2 separate regions of the Homo sapiens genome follow, and region 1 is linked to region 2. A link is an interaction called in ENCODE POLR2A ChIA-PET data of the cell type or tissue named here. Cell type or tissue: A673. All regions are shown on one strand. Each heading gives the region's core, and the rest is flanking DNA. Links, peaks and the distances in the headings are about the cores only.

Region 1 (8,000 bases), core at 1-8,000, 61 kb before region 2:
GATTAATAGAAGTTCTCAACTTTTATGTAATAAAATGACCAATCTTTTACTATACAAATAGATGCAAGTTTTGGATCCATTTAAGAACTCTTTCTGTCTGTCCACTCTACCTTAAAGTGACTTCTCATAGCCTCAGCATTTTGGTGGGAAGCACACAAGGTATGAGATAGAAAGATGCTAAGGGAGAGAGGATGGGCTCTAGAGTTAGACAGATATGAATGGCCCTGAACAGGTTACTTCATGTCTTTGAGCATTAGCTTCTTTATCTATAATTAAAGATATCAAAGCTGTTGTAAGGAGATCTAGTATTTGATAGCACAGCAGAGTGATTATAGTCAACAAAAATTTATTGTGTATTTTGAAATAATTAAAAGAGTGTAATTGAAATGTCTGTAACACAAATAAACCGTAAATGCTTCAGATAATGGATACCCCATTTGCCCTGATGTGATTATTACTCATTGTATGCCTGTATCAAAACATCTCATGTACCCTATAAATATATACACCCACTATGTACCCATAAACATTAAAAATAAAAAAAATAAAAATAAAAAGCGATTGTAAGAGATAGCTGAGAGGTGTATCAAGCACTCAGCACAGTGCTGGCACACAGTAAAACAGGCAGACCCTCAGTAAATAGTGGTGGCTGTGATCATATTCTCTGAATGTCTTTCCTCTTGTCCACTCTACTACAACTGCCTGACCCTCATGGCTGTTTTGTGAATCATCAATCTACCATATCTAAGGACGGCAAAATGAATTAACTGCCCTCAACAGGCCAGCAGTCTCCCTGGCATTCACTGGCAGTACCCATGGTATGAGGCCCACCTGACTTTACCTAAAAACACAGAGATACTCTTCCCTCAAAGTCACGTCATTCTGAGGCTCCCATAGGGACCCAATGGCAGCAAGCTGAGGAATCAAAGTAGTCTCTTCCCACTTCCTGTCAACAGGCACAGTGATGTGGAACAGGTAAACTGCCCTAGACATGGCAGAGCCAGGCTCCACTGGGTCTGGGTGAATTTGGGGCAGGTGTGCTGATCTGTGTGTCCTGCACTGTAAACAGGGAAGAGAAGGAGTGTGTCCACCTACATGCATTTTGGCATGAGTACACAGTACAGTGTGGTACTCCTCTCCTGGAAGAGGTCTGTATTTGAATATATGGGGTGTGCATGTAAACATGCAATGGAGTGTATGTCCTCAGGAAACTGGGATGCTCCCACCAGCCCAGCATTCTAGTAGAGAGCCCTGATGGTTATCTGCTCCAGCATTCCCACAGCCTGGGGTCTTTCAATGCCCTCTGCCCCACCTTCTGAGACAGGATATATGCACAGAAAACAGACATCCTTTTATGTGACTCTTGACAACTCTGAATGAAGAGGGAGCATCTACTGTAACTCCTCTGTGCACTTTTAAAGTAACTGGAAAAGTTCTCTGGATATGTCCCTCTTCTGCTTCCCTGACCATAAAGTCTCTAGAAAGGCTTCTTGAGACTTCCCCCAATTCTGGGATATTCCACTGCCCTCCCCAGCAAACCCATACTTGATTAGGCTTCACAAAAAATATGGCTAATATTGAAGGCCAAAAAGATGATAGAGGGGGAAGAGTTGGTACCTGAGCCTAGTGTTTGTCCAGCGGAGTCAAAGGAAAGAACCACTGAATCTGCAACACAAGAGGACAAGTTCATTTCTTTCTCCTTCTTATAATAAAAAAGCAAGCTCCCACTGGCTCTGCCCAAACCCTCCCTCAAAGCAGAGTCAACTGGAAGGGAACTCAGTCGAACAGCCCAGCCTCCCAGGCCCATGCCCACCCATCCACTGAGCCAGGAGACCCTGCCCAGCCCAGTACCCCTTGCCTCCTGCCAGAGGGAGAGACGTCTCAAGGCAGGGACAGGCCCCAAATTCTTTAGAGGCATTTCTTGCCAGATTAGGGGACAAATTTACTTCTTTTTCTTTCTTCTAGTGAAAATGGAATTAAAACAAAGCAAAATAAAAGTTCCTTCCTGAATCTAGTTAAAGGCACTAACATTTCCCCTTTGATCTTGCCCTTTCTTCTACTTATATACTCAATTGTTCATTGTTTCTTCCCCAAAAAAGGCTTATAGTGGCCTATTGAAATTTACAATGTACACTAGAATTTTAAAATGAAGATGTCAAAGAAAGGAAAAAGACTATATAGTTGGGGAAATGTTAGTGCACAAAATGCATGCCATGAGTACCTACGCAAACACCGCAGGCAGAATCAGGGCCTGAGCCTTCAAACAGCCAAAGAAAAAAGGAAATGAATGGTTACAAGATTCAGTACCCACAAGGCATTCATTCATTCATTCATTCATTCATTCAATCAAATGTCCAATAAATATGCACTGGGCAACTGCTATGTGCAAGATACTATACTATGACTGAGATACAGCAGCAAACAGAAAAAGCATGGTCTCTATCCTTATTGATCTTTCTGCTATCAGTCTAGGAGAAAAAAATGTTACCAAAGAACAAACTATTTAACTAGAAACTGATAAAAGAGAAAAAAAGAAAGTGTTATTAAAGTTTATATTAGGAACTGGACTGAGTACAGAAGGGGAGTGGGTACTGGATAGGGAAGACATCTCTGAAGAAGTGACGCTTGAACTCATAGCTGAAGGATAAGTGAGGGTCAAACCCAACAAGAATGGAATAGGACATTCAAAGCAGAGGGAAGGCCATGTGTGAAGACCTGAGGCAAAATGGAGTCTGGTGCTCCAGAGCAACTGAAATACCAAAACATAAAAGCAAATACTGTACAGTGATCAGAGAGAACTTTCTCTTGTGGGCCTTAGAAAAAGAGATGCCGGCCGGGTGCAGTGGCTCATGCCTGTAATCCCAGCACTTTGGGAGGCTGAGGTGGGTGGATCACGAGGTCAAGAGATCGAGACCATCCTGGTCAACATGGTGAAACACAGTCTCTACTAAAAATACAAAAAAAAAAAATTAGCTGGGCGTGGTACGCGTGCCTGTAGTCCTGGCTACTTGGGAGGCTGAGGCAGGAGAAGCACTTGAACCTGGGAGGCGGAGGTTGCAGTGAGCCGACATCATGCCACTGGACTCCAGCCTGGTGACAGAGCAAGACTCCATGTCAAAAAAAAAAAAAAAAAGGAGACGCCATATGATGTTGAAGATTGTATATTCTACATTTCTATACTAAGCAGCTGTAAATCTTGTATGGCTGTTTCCTACAACATAAGCCAATGCCAAATGATGGCATAAATTAAACATAGAGTTCAATAAAAGCAATTATAAGGGGCACCAAGATGATGTAAGGCCCAAGATAACCCAAGAAACCCCAGACTCAAAAGGGATCAGATTCCACAGACTTACTCCAAAGGAGTGTCAGCCGGATGCAAATGGCACCAGAGTCTAGAGCCACACCCCACCCAAACATTATGGGCATTTTCTCTCATTGCACATGGACATTCAACACAATAGTTATCATAACTGTACATAACATCTGTTCCCACTGCTAGGTTGTAAGTTTCATAAAGGCAGACACCAAATCTGCTTTATTCACTGCTACACCTGGCACTCAATATTTGCTGAATAACAATGTACAGAAAAATGAATGAATCACAAATCTTCAGACACTCTTTCATCGATATTTTTTTCTCACAACCATGTGTTTGCTAAGAACTGGGTGGCAGAGAGCTGGAGGATGTGGTTTCTGAGGCAGGTACTCTGTACTGCCAGTTAAAGATAGATCCATATGCTTTGAAATCTGCCAAGAAAAAGGTAGGGTTGCCACTTTTTTACAAAATGTAGAATCACAATCAGGACACTTGGCTGAACAGATAGGTGACCACCCTATCTCATACAATCAATGTCTAACTCTTATAAATTCTACTTTTTTTTTTTTTAATAGAGCCAGAGTCTTGCCCTGTCCCCTGGGCTGGAGTGCAGTGGTGCAATTGTGGCTCACTGCAGCCTCTAATTCCTGGGCTCAAGTGATCCACTCACATCAGCCTCCTCAACAGCTAGGACTACAGGTGCATGTGCCAGCCTGCCTGGCTAACTTTTCAATTTTTTTTAGAGATGAGCATCTTGCCATATTGCCCAGGCTGCTTTCAAATTCCTGGCCTCAAGTGATCCTCCTGCTTTGACCTCCCAAAATGTTGGGATTACAGGCACGAGCCATCATGCCTGGCCAATTCTACTTCTTTATCAGCATTTCTCACATTTATCTCCTCTCATTGAGAAGACTGACTCCTCCAACCCCTGCTTTTAAAAACAGCTTTATTGAGGTATAATTCACGTACCATGAAATTCACTCATATAAGTGTGCAATTCAATGATTTTTAGAAAATTAACAGAGCTCCATAACCATCATCACAATCCAATTTAGAACATTCTCATCACTCCAGAAAGATCCCTCATGTCCATTCAGTCATTCCCTGCCCCAACCTCCAACCCCAGGAACCACCAAGTTACTTTCTGTCTATAGATTTGCTTTTCTGGACATGTGCCTATCATCTTTTGCTGGGACTGCTCTTATTGCCCCCAAAACACACCTCTGCCTCCAACATAGCCCATTTCCATCCATCCTTTCTACTGATTTCTCCAAAAAGCATAACAGATTGTGTCTCTGTTCTTTAATAAAACCCTTCAGAGGCTTCCTGTGGCCTGTAAGATAAAGTTCAAGCTCTGACATTCAATGTCTTTACCATTTGCCTCATTTACCACCTTGAGTTCCAGATATGCAAAATTACTTATATTTCCCAAGAGATGCATGCCTTCATGTCTTCAGACGTTGAACACATTGTCTTCTCTGCAGGTTTGCATTAAAAAAAAAAAAAACCTCCCACTCTTCCATTAAGACCAACTCAATTGACCCCTTCTTCTTGAAGACCTCTCTGATCAATTCTGCTCACTTACTTCTTTAGGCCATCACTGTGCTTCTATTATGGCATTCATTATACTGCACTATAATCCTTGTTTGCTTTTCTTCTTCTTTCATTAAACTGAAAGTTCCCTGAAGACAAAGACTGTCTATTCATTTTGAGGCTCTGATGCCTAACTAATGACTGATACATACAAAGTGGTCAATATGTTTATTCAACTAAGAAATAAGCTAGTAAATATTCTTGCTTTCTTTCAAAGGTGATGTTATCTGAGTGATATTTTACAAGTTGGAGGTAAAATCCATTCTGGGTATTGACTCCCATCAGTTCCAATCAGTCCTGAAGTGTGCTTGTCCTGTGAAGGTTCAGGGGTCCAAACCTGGCCTCACCCTAGGAAAATGAGTGCTCACACAAAGAGTCTCCGCAGAGGAGGAATAAGAAAAGCATCCTAAGAGTTTTCCAGGCGAGAGATCACATTCCCCTGAAGAAGATTGGGAATGGAATTCTGAGGAGCTGACTGCCCGGATGAGCAACAATAAAAACAAGCACTTCAAATTTTTATTGCAGTTGACAAGTATTTTTCCAATTGCAATTTATCTTCTTTGTACTCACAAGCAGTCCTGATATAAAGTCTCTTTTAAACTTTTCAAATGACATGTACAGAAAAAAGGCTAAAAGTTAACTAAAAGACTAAAACTAATTAAGACTAAAAGAGACTAAAAACATGGTTGTCTCTGGGTGGCAGAATTATAGTAATGCTTATTCTCTGCATTTTTGTAAAATTTGTACAGTAAACATGTATTACTTGCATTGTTTGAGGGGACAAAAAGTTCAAAACAGAACTTCTGAATCCCGCTCTAGGATTTTAACCTCCAACTCACTGGTACCAATGCCAAAGGATGGCAGGTTCTTGAATGCCTTCATTATTCACTGTACATGCTGAAACGCTGTTGAGCTTTTCTCTTTAATTACTGAGGTCATCCTTATAGTTCATGATACTTAAATATACCCCAACAATATCAGTCTAAATGGACTGGGCTTTCCTCGCCCTTCTTTACTTCTCCCTCCTTCTCACAAATATTATCAAGTGGCTATTACACGCCAGGCCCCATGGAGCCAAATTAGAGATAGCCTTCGCCTTCAAGCCAAGGAAGACAGACCACTTCATAAGCACTTAAGATAAAAATAAAGTGATAAGGGTAAGCATCAAACAGGTGACAGTCTACTGGAAAGAGTCAAAGTCTTTGCAAATATTATTTCCAATGGTAGCGGAATGCTCTTACGATCACACATTTTTAAACTTCAGAAGAGGCAAGTGAGAGGGCAGAAATTTTCAGAGGAAGTTGGTGACATATTCATGTTTTGTGTAAGTTTTTAAATGAAATCTGCTGTGAGCATTAAAGGTTTGATGAATTTTGTTTTGATGAATTTTGCTTTGACTTCAGAAACAGTTTGGCCATTCATTATTTGTGATTTATTCTAAAGGACGTAAGATTATTTTAGTTATAAACCACTTTGACAGCTAACGGGAAAACTTAGTATTCAACAAATTGAGAAGTTTGCTTTGCAAGGAACAGAGCAAGAATATCCAGACTTCTCCCTCTCAGGCTAGCAAATATGTCATTTTTACTTCAGTCATCCCAGGCTCCAGCTGTTCCTGGCTCCCAGGCCAGAGGCAGCCATGTGGCCTGCCATACAAGTGACCAAACTGAATTCCAGACCAAAGTACAGCACAGCCTTGCTGCACATGACTTTGTTCAATGAGGAAACCTAGAATTTACTGGCAATCTTTTATTATAGTCAGATGTTTCCTGTGTCTGGTTTCCGAAGTGGAATAAAAGGAATCTAAAGGGAGTATGAAGAAGAATAGGGCTCAGTCTTTCTGCCATTGGACAAGTTTCCAGAGCACAAATTATGCAGCAAATGAGCTACCTTTTGGGGTATACTTATCTTCAGCCAATTACCATGTGTAAGCCTGAGAGACGTAAAAATGAACTAAAAGAAAATTGTTCCCTCAAGTAGCTCACAACCTAACAGGTAAAATAAAAATACATATAAAGCTAAACACAAGACACAGCCGTGGGAAAAACAGTAACAAGGGAGATTTCACTGTTTATCAGTTTAACAGATGTTTACTGAGAAACTACGACACACTAGGCTTGAAAATACAGTGGTGAGTAAGAACAAAAATGTTCTTATTCTCAAGGAATTTTTGTTTTAGTCAGGGAGATACAAAACAACCAAACAAATGAAATGAACAAAATACTGAACAGTGATAAGCAGTACGAAGAATATTAAAGCATGTAACGGAGACCAAGGGTAGAGGTACAGGCAGTGTTAGACAGGGTGTTTCAGGAAGGCTTCTCTGAGGAGGTGGCACCCAGGCTGAGACCTGGAGACAGAAGCAAGCTAAGAAAAGATCAAGAGAAAGAGTTCCAGGCGGAAGGAAAAGCAAGCGCAGCAGCCCTGCTACATCTAAAGAAGAAGTCAGAAGGTCAGTGTTGCTGGCGCACAGAGCACAGAAAGCAGGAGGTGGGAAAACGAGGTCAGAGAGGAAGACAGGAGCCGCATCTGCAGGAGGGTGTACAGGCCGCAGAAAGATGTCTGTGTTCTATTTCATTAGCAATGAGAAGCCCTGCTTAAAACCCCGGGAGTAACAGAGTCGGATTTATATTTTTAAATATAAACTTGGGCCATTATGTGGGAACTAAATTGATTATTCTGGCAACTGAGTAAAAGGTAGATTAGGGGAGAGAGACTGAAGACAGGGAGATCAATAAGGAGGAGACTCATGCAACCCTCTGGGTGAGAACTGATGGTGGCCTGAACCGGGTCGATGGCAATGGGAATAGAGAAAAAAGGAGAAATGCCAAAAAAAAATGCTTAAAAGGGAAAACTTCAGGATGTAGTGACTGATGGGACATGAGTGAGACAGGAAGGGAAGAGAATGATATCTAGCTTGGGCTTGGGCAAATGGATGCTGACTGTTGCTTGATGGAAAGTAGGCTGCATCCTAACCACATGACCCTTCCTCCCCTCTGGCCACTGACAACTGGCCCATGGGCTCAAGGGAAGGTAATCCATAGACTCCTCATCCACCTAGAGGCAGATAGGGTCTCTCTTTTGGGAA
Region 2 (12,466 bases), core at 2,179-10,178:
CAGCTGGAGAAACTTCTTTGCTTTTTGGGGCCCATGTGATTATATTGGGCCCACCTTAATAATCCAGGATAATCTCCCTATTTGAAGACCCAAAACCTTAATTATATCTGTGAAGTCCCTTGTGCCATGTCGAGTAACAAATTCATAGGTTCCAGGGATTACGGTGTGGATATCTTTAAAGAGCCATTCTGCCTAACATAGCTTTCATTCAATTCTCAACTCCTCTGAATAAAGTAATTGCTCCTTACAGCCTAGCGGTTTCTGACTGAGCCTCGATTTACTCTCCAATCCATCTCTTGCTTCTCTCAACCTCATTTGTGCCCTATGCTCTAGTCATTGTACTTTCTATTCATTGAATGCTGCCTTGTTTCTATCCTCAAGGTCTGTCTGGAATTCACCCACCCTGCTACTGTACCTGCTATGCATCCTTTGATGTAAAAGGATGCATAGCAGGTACACCTTAAATGTAAAATGTAACATTGGCCAAGAAGACTGCCCTGGGTCAGGCCCTCAACCAAACCCAATCAGATATCTCAGCCACAAAATTACAATGACATAAGAGAAAAAAATGATGTATAAATATTAATAATGGTGTGACAAAACATTATAATTTACAGATAATTGTCCACCTAGGAAAGCCAAGAGAATATACTAAAAAATCATTAGAATAGGAAGTTCAATAAAGTAGGTGATTATGATTATAAGATTAATTTACAAAAATCAACACATTCTTAAAAACCATACCAGCAATAACCAATTAGAAAATGTTAGGTGGGCTGGGCACAGTGGCTCACGCCTATAATCCCAGAACTTTGGTAGGCTGAGGCAGGAGAACTGCTTGAGCCCTGGAGTTTGAGGCCAGCCTAGGCAACATGATGAGATCCTATCTCTACAAAAAGAAAAATTAAAAAGTTAGCCAGGCCTAGTAGTGTGCATCTGTGGTCCTAGCTACCCAGGAAGCTGAGGCAGGAGGATCCTTTAAGCCCAGGAGGTTGAGGCTGCAGTGAGTTGTGAGCGTGCCACTGTACTCCAGCCTGGGTGACAGAGCAAGACCCTGTCTCAAAAAAAAAAAAAACAAAAAAAAAAGAAGAAGAAGAAAGAAAGAGAAGAAAGAAAAGAAAACATAAAGTGAAAAAATTCCATTCATGATGGCAACAAAATCTATAAAATAACTAAAAATAAACTTAGCAAGAAATGGGCAAGACTTTCACCAAAGAACATAAAATATCTGAGTAAATAAAGAGACAAAGGAGGTTCTTTTTTTTTACCCCCCGAGATGGAGTTTCCCTCTGTCGCCCAGGCTGGAGTGCAATGGCACGATCTCGGTTCACTGCAACTTCCACCTCCCCGGGTTCAAGCGATTCTCCTGCCTCAGCCTCCCGAGTAGCTGGGATTACAGGCACGCGCCACCACACCTAGCTGATTTTTTTGTATTTTTAATAGAGATGGGGTTTCACCATGTTGGCCAGGATGGCCTCCTGACCTCGTGATCCACCCACCTCGGCCTCCCAAAGTGCTGGGATTACAGGCGTGAGCCACCACGCCCGGTGAAAGAGGTTCTTAAGTGAGAAGATTCAATTTGAAATATGTCAGTTTTCCTGAAATGTGAGTTTTCTATAAATTCAGTTTCATTCCAGTCAAAATCCATGAATTTTCTGAACTTGGATCTAAAGATAATCTGAAGAGTTCAGGCCCAAGAAGGGCCAAGAAATTTCTTAAAATGAAAAATAATGGGATGAGAATCTGCCTTGCCAGATATCGAACCAACTCAAAGCTATAATTACTAAGGTAGATAGGTACTGGCAGAGGAAAAAACAGGTCAATGGAAGAGAACAGAGTCTAGAAATATGTTATCTCAAATAGAGAAAGAGATACATATACGCACACATACGAATGAGTTTACTTTATACATATAAATGTACTCAATTTACTCTACGCTAAGCATGTACATATAAAAATGGGAGAAAGGCCTGACAGGCTATACAGCTGTTAGCATGCTTACCTGTAGGGAATAGGATGGGATGATGAGAAGCAGGTGAGACTCAGAGGACTTTTACTTTTCCCTTTGTACACTTCTGAATTAAATTTATTTGTCATAGGGCCTAGCATGGCAGCTCAGACCTGAGAGGCCGAAGTAGGAGGACTGCATGAGCCCAGGAGTTCGAGACCAGCCTGGGCAAGATGATGAGATGAGACCCCCATCTCTACAAAAAATTTTAAGATTAGCTGGACATGGTGGCATGTGCCTATAGTCCCAGCTACTTGGGAGGCTGAGGCGGGAAGATTGCTTGAGCCCGCCTCAAGACTGCTTGAGGAGTTCGAGGCTGCAGTGAGCTATGATCATGCTACTGCACATCAGCCTGGGCAACAGAGAGATGCTGTCTCTTAAAAAAAAAAAAAAAAGTATTTTTTATGAAGTCACAAGTACTGCCTCCATTAATTTTTTACTATTAAAAAAATCAAACAACACATTGTAGAAATGTAAATTGGTAGACTCCTTTGGGAACAATTTAGAAGTATCTATTGAAATTTATAATATTCATATACCTTAGCCCAGTCTTTCTATTCCTATGACTTTTTTCTCAAACAATACTCCAACAAATATTAAAAAGGACATGTACATGAATGTTCATTAGCAACTCTGAGTATAACAGCAAGATACTAGAAACAGTTTAAATGCCCAATAATAGGGACCCAATAATTAAATTATGGTAAGTCTCCCTGGTCACATCCATTGAGGTCTTAGCAGGAAAGAGATGGCATATGCAAAGGAGTAAACTGAAGGCAGTTTAATGACAGGATTTTTTATAGCTGTTGTGAGCAGCATTTAAAGGAACCAACAAGGAATGGTGAAGCAGCCAGGGACTAGAAACGGCAGGAAGCTATTTCTACCCTTCAACCTCAAAGGGCAAAAGAAGAGAAGGGTGTCACTGGAGCCCAGCAAGAGCTGGCTGGAGAAGAGAAGCCACCCTACAAGAGCAGTGATCACGGATAACGAGCACAGCTGCTACTAGAACCATGGCAAGGGACAGTGGGGGATAAAACATAGTCTGACTCCTCCCAACATTGGCCCTCAGATCTCCTGGCAGTGTCTTTTATCAGCTGATCCCAGCTGGAAGCCAGAAGGCAAGGAAGCCCAGATGATGCAGGTAACAGAGACCAGCTGCCAGTACACAGAAGAAACGAAGGTGAATAAAGTATCTGCCAGGGCAGGAGAATAACAGTGCAGAATATAATGTACCAGCTGGAAAGAATGAGGCATATCTGCATGTACTAACAGGGAAGTGTGTCTAGAACCTACTGCTAAGTGAAAAAAAATCTAGCTGTAGAATAGTATGTACATATATGGCCCCATACTGGCAACAACAAACGAAGATGACAATAATATTTAAAAATTAAGATTAAGGGCCGGGCGCCATGACTCATACCTGTAATCCCAGCACTTTGGGAGGCTGAGGCTGGTTGATCACTTGAGCCCAGGAATTCTAAACCAACCTGGGCAACACAGTAGGACCCTGTCTCTACAAAAAATTTTTTTTAAAAATTAGTCAGGGCCGGGCATAGTGGCTCATGCCTGTAATCACAGTACTTTGGGAGGCCAAGGTGGGTGGATCACGAGGTCAGGAGATCAAGACCATCCTGGCTAACACTGTGAAATCCCGTCTCTACTAAAAATACAAAAAATTAGGCCGGGCGCAGTGGCTCACGCCTACAATCCCAGCACTTTGGGAGGCCGAGGTGGGCGGATCACGAGGTCAAGAGATCGAGACCATCCTGGCTAACACAGTGAAACCCCATCTCTACTAAAAAAAAAAAAAAAAAAAAATTAAAATTAGCCGGGCATGGTGGCGGGCGCCTGTAGCCCCAGCTACTCGGGAGGCTGAGGCAGGAGAATGGCGTGAACCCGGGAGGTGGAGCTTGCAGTGAGCCTAGATCGCGCCACTGCACTCCAGCCCGAGTGACAGAGCAAGACTCCATCTCAAAAAAAAAAAAAAAAAAAAAAAATTAGCTGGGTGCGGTGGCACGCACCTGTAGTCCCAGCTACTTGGGACGCTGAGGCAGGGGAATCGCTTGAACCCAGCAGGCGGAGGTTGCAGTGAGCCGAAATCGTGCCACTGCACTCCAAGCCTGGGCGACAGAGCGAGACTCTATCTCAATAATAAAAATAAAAAAATATTATTCAGGCATGGTGGTATGTGCCTGTACTGGTGGTATAGCCCCAACCAATTGGGAGGCTAAGGTAGGATTTGTTGAGCCCAGGAGGTTGAGGTTGCAGTAAGCCAAGGTTGCACCACTGTACTCCAGCCTGGATGACAGAGTGAGATGCCATCTCAAAGAAAAAAAAAATAAGACTAAGTATCTAGTACATACATAAAAGAATATGCACCAAACTATTGACAATAATTATCTCTGAAAAGTGGGTTCAGATGGAATACTTTGACAAGGTATTTATTTATCCATATATTTATTTTTAATGTTTATATTTGTAAAAGTAAATACATAAAGTTTTAAGTGAAATAGAAATCAGAGACTTGATGGCTAGGCATGGTGGTTCATGCCTGTAATCCTAGCACTTTGAGAGGCCAGGAATTTGAGACCAGCCTGTGCAACATAGTAAGATCCTGTCTCCAGAAAAAAATTAAAAATCAGCCAGGCATGGTGGCATGGGCCTGTAGTCCTAGCTATTTGAGAGGCTGAGGTAGGAGGATTGCTTGAGCCCATAAGTTTGAGGTTACAGTAAGCCATTATGACATCACTACACCCCCGCCTGGGCAACAGAGCAAGACTCTGTCTAAAAAAAAAAAAAAAAAAGAAAGAAAAGAAAAGAAAGAAAAAAAGAAAAGAAAAAGAAATCAGAAACTTGTATTTCTAACTACACAAGGAACTATATATCTTGTCCAAACTTCCCACTGAGAACAACTAAAAATTTAAGTTGTAAGTAGTCTGCGCACAAAAGGCAAGTGGCTCTTAGAAAGAATTTTCTTTTCTTTTAGAAGGGGGCAGAAGTGGCTGGCACCACCCCTCTCCTTTCTGTGCCAAATGCAAGAGATGTGATGCTGAATTGTCACAACCATACAGTGACCACAGCCCAAGGCTCTGGCAGACACACAACAGTCAGTGAGTCAACAGATGCAGCCATTCTTTTCAACAAATATGGCAGTGAGAAGGCTGAAGTAATCACCTGTTTTATTTCAGTCTTTTCCATTAGGGAAAACAATCTTCAAATGACAAGAGTAGAACAAATCCCAAGGAGGAAACTGATTTCCAAAAGTAGACAACATACAAAAGAGCAAAAAAGAGCTTAAAGGAAGCCAAAGCCTCCAAGACAAGGAGAACAATATCCCGAGATCCTGTGAGAGATGTAATTTCAAACTCGCCGCTAGGACAAAAGTCTGACACATTCTAGAAGTGAGGCTGTGGGGTAAAAACAGGCTTTCATACATTACTGGTGGTGGAAGGGATTTGAAAATATCTAACAAAATTACACATGCTTTTAACCCTTTAACCCAATAGTCTCACTTCTAAGAAACTATCCCAAAGATACACTGACAAAAATACAAAAAGTCTTATGTGAATGGCCACTTATTGTAGCACTATTTGTAACGTAACAGAGTAAGATTCAATGTACTCCAAATGTCCTTCAACAAGGGTTGAATCAACTATGGTACATACACAAAATAGGTACTATGCATCCATAAACAAAATGAGGTCCCTCTATCCCTTCCTTTCTAAATAATCTAAAAACCAGTAGGCTTTAGGGAGAGTCACACATGCCTGGGGTGAAAGGGGAGAGAGGGACATTAGTCCATGTGAGGGGTCTAGGTTGTGGCAACAGGTGATTTGGGATTGACCAGATAAGTAAATGTATTGAAGCTAATGGGAACAAGATTTCCCAATGATGGAGAAGAAAGTTACAAATATGGAAAGGGAAAACTGGAATTAATATTTTGACTTGTATTGAAATTGGAGGTATTCAGTGGGAAAAAAATGGTTTTTAATATATAACCAGGCATGGTGGCTCACACCTGTAATCCCCGTACTTTGGGAGGCCAAGGAATAAGGATCACTTGAGCCCAAGAGTTTGAGACCAGCCTGGGCAATATAGTCTTTACAAAAAATTGTCTCGATAGCTGGGCGTGGTAGTGGACACCTGTAATCCCAGCTACTTGGGAGGCTGAGGCAGGAGAATCACTTGAACTGGGGAGGCAGAGGTTGCAGTGAGCCCAGATCATGGCACTGCACTCCAGCCTGGGTGACAGAGTGAGAATCTGTCTCAAAAAAAAAAAAAAAAAAGAAAAATAATTGTCTCTACAAAAAATTTAAAAATTAGCTAGGCCTGGTGGCATGTGCCTGTAGTCCCAGTTACTCAGGAGTCTGCAGTGGGAGGAGCACTTGAGCCTAGGCAGTGAAGGCTGCAGTGAGCTGAGAACATGCAACTGCACTCCAGCCTGGGCGACAAAGAGAGACTCTGTCTCAAAACGAACAATAATACAGAAATATATATGTGTGTGTGTGTATATGTACATATGTGTGTATACATATGTGTATATATGTGTGTTATATATACAAAGACATAAAAATAAATATAGTGAGGATAGTGTGTGTACATTTGTGTGTATACACACATATAATTTTTTTTAAACAGTTTCTGTCATTCAGACCAGAGTGCAGTGGCGTGATCATACCTCACTGCAACCTCGACCTCCTGGGCTCAAGTGATCCTCCCATCTCAGCTTCCCAAGTAGGTAGGACCATAGGCACGTGTCACCACGCCCAGCTACTAAAATTTTTTTAACTTTTTGTGGCAACAGGGTCTTGCTATGTGGCCCAGGTTGGTATCAAACTCCTAGACTCAAATGATCCTCCTGCCTTGGCCTCCCAAAGTGCTGGGATTACAGGCGTGCGCCACTGTGCCCACCCCCCCAACATATAACTCTTTAGCTCTGCCCACAGAAAGACCCTGGCAGTGGTCATATCTCAACAGCATGAAGCATATCTAGTACCTAGATTTTGATGGTGTTTTTGTTTTTGTTTTTGTTTTCTGAGAAGGAGTTTCGCTCTTGTTGCCCAGGCTGGAGTGCAATGGTGCGATTTCAGCTCACGATAACCTCCGTAGATCTTGGTTTTGAAATACTATTCTCCACTAACAAGAAGCAGGGTGCAGCCATAAAAAAAGAATGAATTCAGGTCTTTGCAGCAACATGGTTGCTGCTGGAGGCCATCATCCTAAGCAAATTAACGCAGGAACAGAAAACCAAATACCACATGTTCTTACTTGTAAGTGGCAGCTAAACATTGGGTACTTACGGACACACAGATGGCAATAACAGACACTGGAGACTACTAGATGGGGATGAGGGGTGAAGGCGCAAGGGTTGAAAAATGAACTGTTGGGTACTATGCTGAGTACATGGGTGACAGGATCAATCATACTCCAAATCTCAGCATCACACAATACCCATGTAACAAACCTGAACATGTATCACTGAATTGAAAATAAAAGTTGAAATTATTTTTTTAAAAAAGGTTTAGGACACAGATAGAAAAAGGCACTTAATATTCAAGAGGAGTCATGGGTCTTCCGGGAGAAAAAAAAAATTTTTGAGACACCTAAAACCCAGAACAATGTGAAGTTTGGGGAAGGGATGAGGCTAAAGACAGCATAAATGATTTTTCAAAGTTATGTTTGAAGCAAGAAGAAAAGATGAGGAATAGGTTTAGTTTCATCTCTGATACAGCATTTCTTGTTAAAACTGATGGCTTTCTCTGCAGGCACCTGCCTTCTGAATGCTGGTCCCACTCAGCCATCCACTTTCACTTTTTACCAAGTTAATTTCTACTGATTCTTCAGATCAGTTAATTACTGGTATGCTGCCCCTCCCCAGTCAAGGATCTTTTATTACCCTACCATAGAATCACATTTCTTTCCTTAGTGCACTTCTCTCACTTGAGAAATGCCCCCATTAATGTTATTACTTGATTAATATCGACCTCCCTTTTCTCCTTCCAGGGCTGAAATTGTGTCTGGTTTTGCTCATCATCTTATAGCATATAGCAGGAGTGTAATAAACAATTGCTTAAAAAAAAAAAAGGAAGCAGGTCTCCTTGGAAGAATGGCTGACTCCAAGGCTGGGGCAGAGAAGGCGTAAGGTAAGTCTGGGCCACCTTGTTGTGCCTGAAAATGGGAAAATGCTCAGAGTGAGGACAGGTCAAAAGGAAAAAGGAATCAGCCTGAGGAGCTCCCACTGGTCAGATCTGGAGCAATTCAGCATCAAGATAAAGACTGATAATAACAGATTATAATCCATTAAATAAGAATCTAATAAAGGGGGAGAAAGCTCTCAGAGTGAAACGACAGCTGATGAAAATAGAAGGAATAATGTAATTAGAAAATCACCATTTAGGAACCATTATAGTAATAATTCACCCAAGAAACATCAATGGATGCTAAAATTAATGCATACAAGTTTTACAAGAAATGGGATACAGGGCCAGAAACAATGGCTTACACCTGTAATCCCAGCACTTTGGGAGGCCGAGGCAGGCGGATCATTTGAGGTCAGGAGTTCGAGACCAGCCTGGCCAACATGGGGAAACCCCATATTACTAAAAATACAAAAATTAGCCAGGCATGGTGGCACCCACCTGTAATCTCAGCTACTTGTGTGGCTGAGGCAGAAGAATTGCTTGAACTCGGCAGGCGGAGGCTGCAGTGAGCCAAGATCGTGCCACTGCACTCCAGCCTGAACAAGAAAACAAGACTCTATCTCAAGAAAAGAAAAAGAAATGGGATATAGGCCAGGCACAGTAGCCCATGCCTGTAATACTAGCACTTTGGGAGGCCAAGGTAGGAGGATCACATGAGGCCAAGAGTTCAAGACCAGCCTGGGCAACACAGCAAAATTCCACCTCTAGAAAAAATTTTAAGATTAGCTGGGCATAGTGGCATGTGCCTGTAGTCCCAGCTACTTGGGAGGCTGAGGAGGGAGGATTACTTGAGCCCAGGAGTTAGAGGCTGCAATGAGCTAAGATCATGCCACCGCACTCCAGCCTGAGTGACAGAGCAAGACCCTATCTCTTATAAATAAATAAATAAAAAATAAGATATAAAATAGTTTTAAACTATTTCCTCACTAATTATTAACAGAGGGGAACAGAGTAACTTTGAAGTTGAGAAATCTGACAGACATCACAATAAGCTAGCTGAAGGGGACATATGGGAGTTCTTTGTAATATTTCTACAACTCTTTTGTAAATAAGAAGTTATTTCAAAATGAAAAGTTAAAAAGGGAAAGGAATTTTAAACTAAATGTTCAAATAAACATCTAAATGAGAGTTTATGCAGCCACTTTAAATGGCTGCATAAACTTAAAAAAATTTTTTAATGGTATAGAGAAATGCTTTTGGTATCGTACTAAATGAGAAAAATAAAACGTGAGGCTGGGTGCGATGGCTCACGCCTGTAATCCCAGCACTTTGGGAAGCTAAGGCAGGCACATCACTTGACCCTAAGAGTTCGAGATTAGCCTGGGCAACATAGCGAAACCGTCTCTACAAAAAATACAAAAATTAGCTAGGCACGGTGGTGCGTGCCTGTAGTCCCAGCAACTCAGGAGGCTGAGGTGGGAGGATCACTTAAGACTGGGAAGTGGAGGCTGCGGTGAACTGAGACCATGCCAGTACACTCCAGCCTGGGTGACAGAGTGGGACACTGTCTCAAAAAAATTAATTAATTAATTAAATTTAATAAGAGTATCAGGCACTCAACCATGAGAGACAGAAAAAGATAAATAAAAAATAAAAATGCTAGAAGTAGATTTAAGACAGAGAATTCTGGCTGTGGGACTGCACTTGGCCTCCCTGTATGGTCAGAAAAAAGCATGCAGGCCAGGCGCAGCGGCTCATGCTGTAATCCCAGCACTTTGAGACGCCGAGGTGGGTGGATCACCTGAGGTCAGTTCAAGACCAGTCTGACCAACATGGTAAAACCCGTCTCCACTAAAAATACAAAATTAGCTGGGCGTGATGGTGCATGCCTATAATCCCAGCTACTTGGGAGGCTGAGGCAGGAGAATAGCTTGAACCTGGGAGTCAGAGGTTGGAGTAAGCCGATTGCACCACTGCACTGCAGCCTGAGCAACAAGAGTGAAACTCCATCTCAAAAAAAAGAAAGAAAAGAAAAGAAAAAAGAAAAAAGCATGCAGGTAAAGAGTTGCAGATGCTCCCTCTAGAATGCAGATGGAGCACAGCGATTTGGACACATCCTCTCCACATACATGCATCTTATCCCAGAGAGGGAAGTGGCTCTCTTCTGTCCAAAGCTAATAGGACAAACACTATGTGCTAGGGATTACACATGGCAGCGAGGACACCGAAACACAGAAACTCAGGCCCCACCTTAGAGGACTTCTGACTTCTCTCTTCTCATTAATTCTTCAACTCTGTGGTCTGATCTGGCTTCTAATCCCACCTGTCACTGTGGTAAATGAGTTTACCACTGACCTCGTAAGTGCCACATCCACTGGACACTTTACAGTCCTCCCGCAATTTGACCTTTATACAGCCCCTAAAACTGTGAGAGGTGGTAAGAGCCTTTCTCTGCCTTCTTTGCCACTCATCTTTTAGGACTGTGTTCAAGTGTTAGTTCCTTCAGCAAGCTTTCCTTAATCACAGCCCTACACCATGACTGTGCTCCATAACATCCCATGCTCACCTCCATCATAGCATTTAGAAAACATCTTGTCTCTTTTTCTGCCTCTGCAGATAATTAGCATACAATTTGAAAAAAGAACCTATAACTTAGGTCTGTTAAATCACTAGCATTTATCAGCATAGTGCCTCAAATATAGTAACACTCAAGCAGAGTTTGTTTAAAAATAAAATAGCCTGTAATCCCAGCATTTTGGGAGGCTGAGGAAGGCAGATGGCATGAGCTCAGGAGTTTGAGACCAGCCTGGGCAACATGGCGAAACCCCATCTCTACAAAAAAAAAAAAAAAAATGAAAATAGCCAGGTGTGGTGGTGAGGGCCTGTAGTCCCAGCTACTCATGGGGCTGAAGCAGGAGGATCACTTGAGCATGGGAGGCAGACGTTGCAGTTAGCTGAGATTGCACCACTGCAATCCAGACTGGGAAACAAAGTGAGACCCTATCTCAAAAAATAAATAAATAAATAAATAAAATATATTTACAATTATATTCCCCAACTCTAGACACAATATAATTTGTACACATTCCAAAAAGTAATACATTCTAAAGGTATAATTTGAATGCATATATATATATGCATACATATATTACATATACACACAACAATTTTAAATATAGAGAGCAGCTCAGGGTGCTATCTTAGGCTTTCTTACATTCTCATTCTGCAGATATCCCCAAAGCAATGTCATCCTCTTCTGTGACTTCGTTTACCACCATTATGCTGACTCTTAGTCCATTTGCTTTGCTATAAATAAATACCTGAGGCTGGACACAGTGGCTCACGCCTGTAATCCCAGCACTTTGGGAGGCCGAGGCGGGCAGATCACCTGAGGTCAGGAGTTCGAGACTAGCCTGGCCAATATGGTGAAACCTCATCTCTACTAAAAATACGAAAATTAGCCAGGCATGGTGATGTGTGCCTGTAAACCCAAATACTTGGGAAGCTGAGACAGGAGAATCACTTGAACCCAGGAGGCAGAGGTTGCAGTGAGCTGAGATCATGCCACTGCACTCCATCCTGGGCAACAGAGTGAGACTCTGTCTAAAAAAAAGAAAAAAGAAATACTTGAGACTGGTATAAAAAAAGAAAAAAGAAATACCTGAGACTGGGTAATTTCTAAAGAAACGAGTTTATTTGGCTTACAGTTCTGTAGGCTGTATAAGAAGCAAGGCAGCAGCATCCACTTCTGATGAGAGCTTCAGGGTGCTTCCACTCATGGCAGAAGCGGAAAGGGAGCAGATATCACATGCCAAGAGAGGAGGGAAGGCCGGGCGTGGTGGCTCACGCCTGTAATTCCAGCACTTTGGGAGGCCGAGGCAGGTGGATCACCTGAGGTCAGGAGTTTGAGACCAGTCTGGCCAACATGGTGAAATCCCGTCTCTACTAAAAATACAAAACTTAGCTGGGTGTGGTGGTGCGTGCCTGTAATCCCAGCTACTCAGGAGGCTGAGGCAGAAGAATCACTTGAATCTGGGAGGCTGAGGTTACAGTGAGCCCACTTCATGCCACTGCACTCCAGCCTGGGCAATAGAACGAGACTCCATCTCAAAAAAAAAAAAAGGAGGGAAGAGAGAGAGGGGAGGGTTGCTACCCTCTTAAATAACCAGCTCTGAGGGAGAAGTCACTCATTATGCAGGGACTGCACCAAGCAGTTCATGAGGGATCCGCCCCCATGACCCAAAGACCTCCCACTAGGCTCCACCTCCAACACTGGGGATCAAATTTCAACATTAAATTTGGAGAGAACAAATATCCA

Evidence for each region. Peaks named below come from ENCODE experiments on the same cell type or tissue, not always from the same donor. Only the 100,000 strongest peaks of a DNase experiment are listed, where the experiment ranks them.
Region 1: POLR2A ChIA-PET joins it to region 2 with 18 read pairs; 6 of 35 experiments call an interaction of 5 or more read pairs at or near these places.

Annotation. Positions count from the first base shown.
Region 1 is chr1:43,785,767-43,793,766 of GRCh38, reverse strand. ST3GAL3 (ST3 beta-galactoside alpha-2,3-sialyltransferase 3) reads right to left here. Exons shown (of 12, transcript NM_006279.5): 3 at 1,618-1,665. Among named protein-coding and RNA genes, the nearest start is that of MIR6079, 49 kb to the left of the region's middle. In A673, for the core only: no CTCF peak of the experiment used is centred there; no DNase peak of the experiment used is centred there.
Region 2 is chr1:43,722,918-43,735,383 of GRCh38, reverse strand. All of the region lies in intron 1 of ST3GAL3 (ST3 beta-galactoside alpha-2,3-sialyltransferase 3), which reads right to left. ST3GAL3-AS1 (ST3GAL3 antisense RNA 1) reads left to right here and starts at 8,041. Exons shown (of 4, transcript NR_125986.1): 1 at 8,041-8,151. In A673, for the core only: no CTCF peak of the experiment used is centred there; no DNase peak of the experiment used is centred there.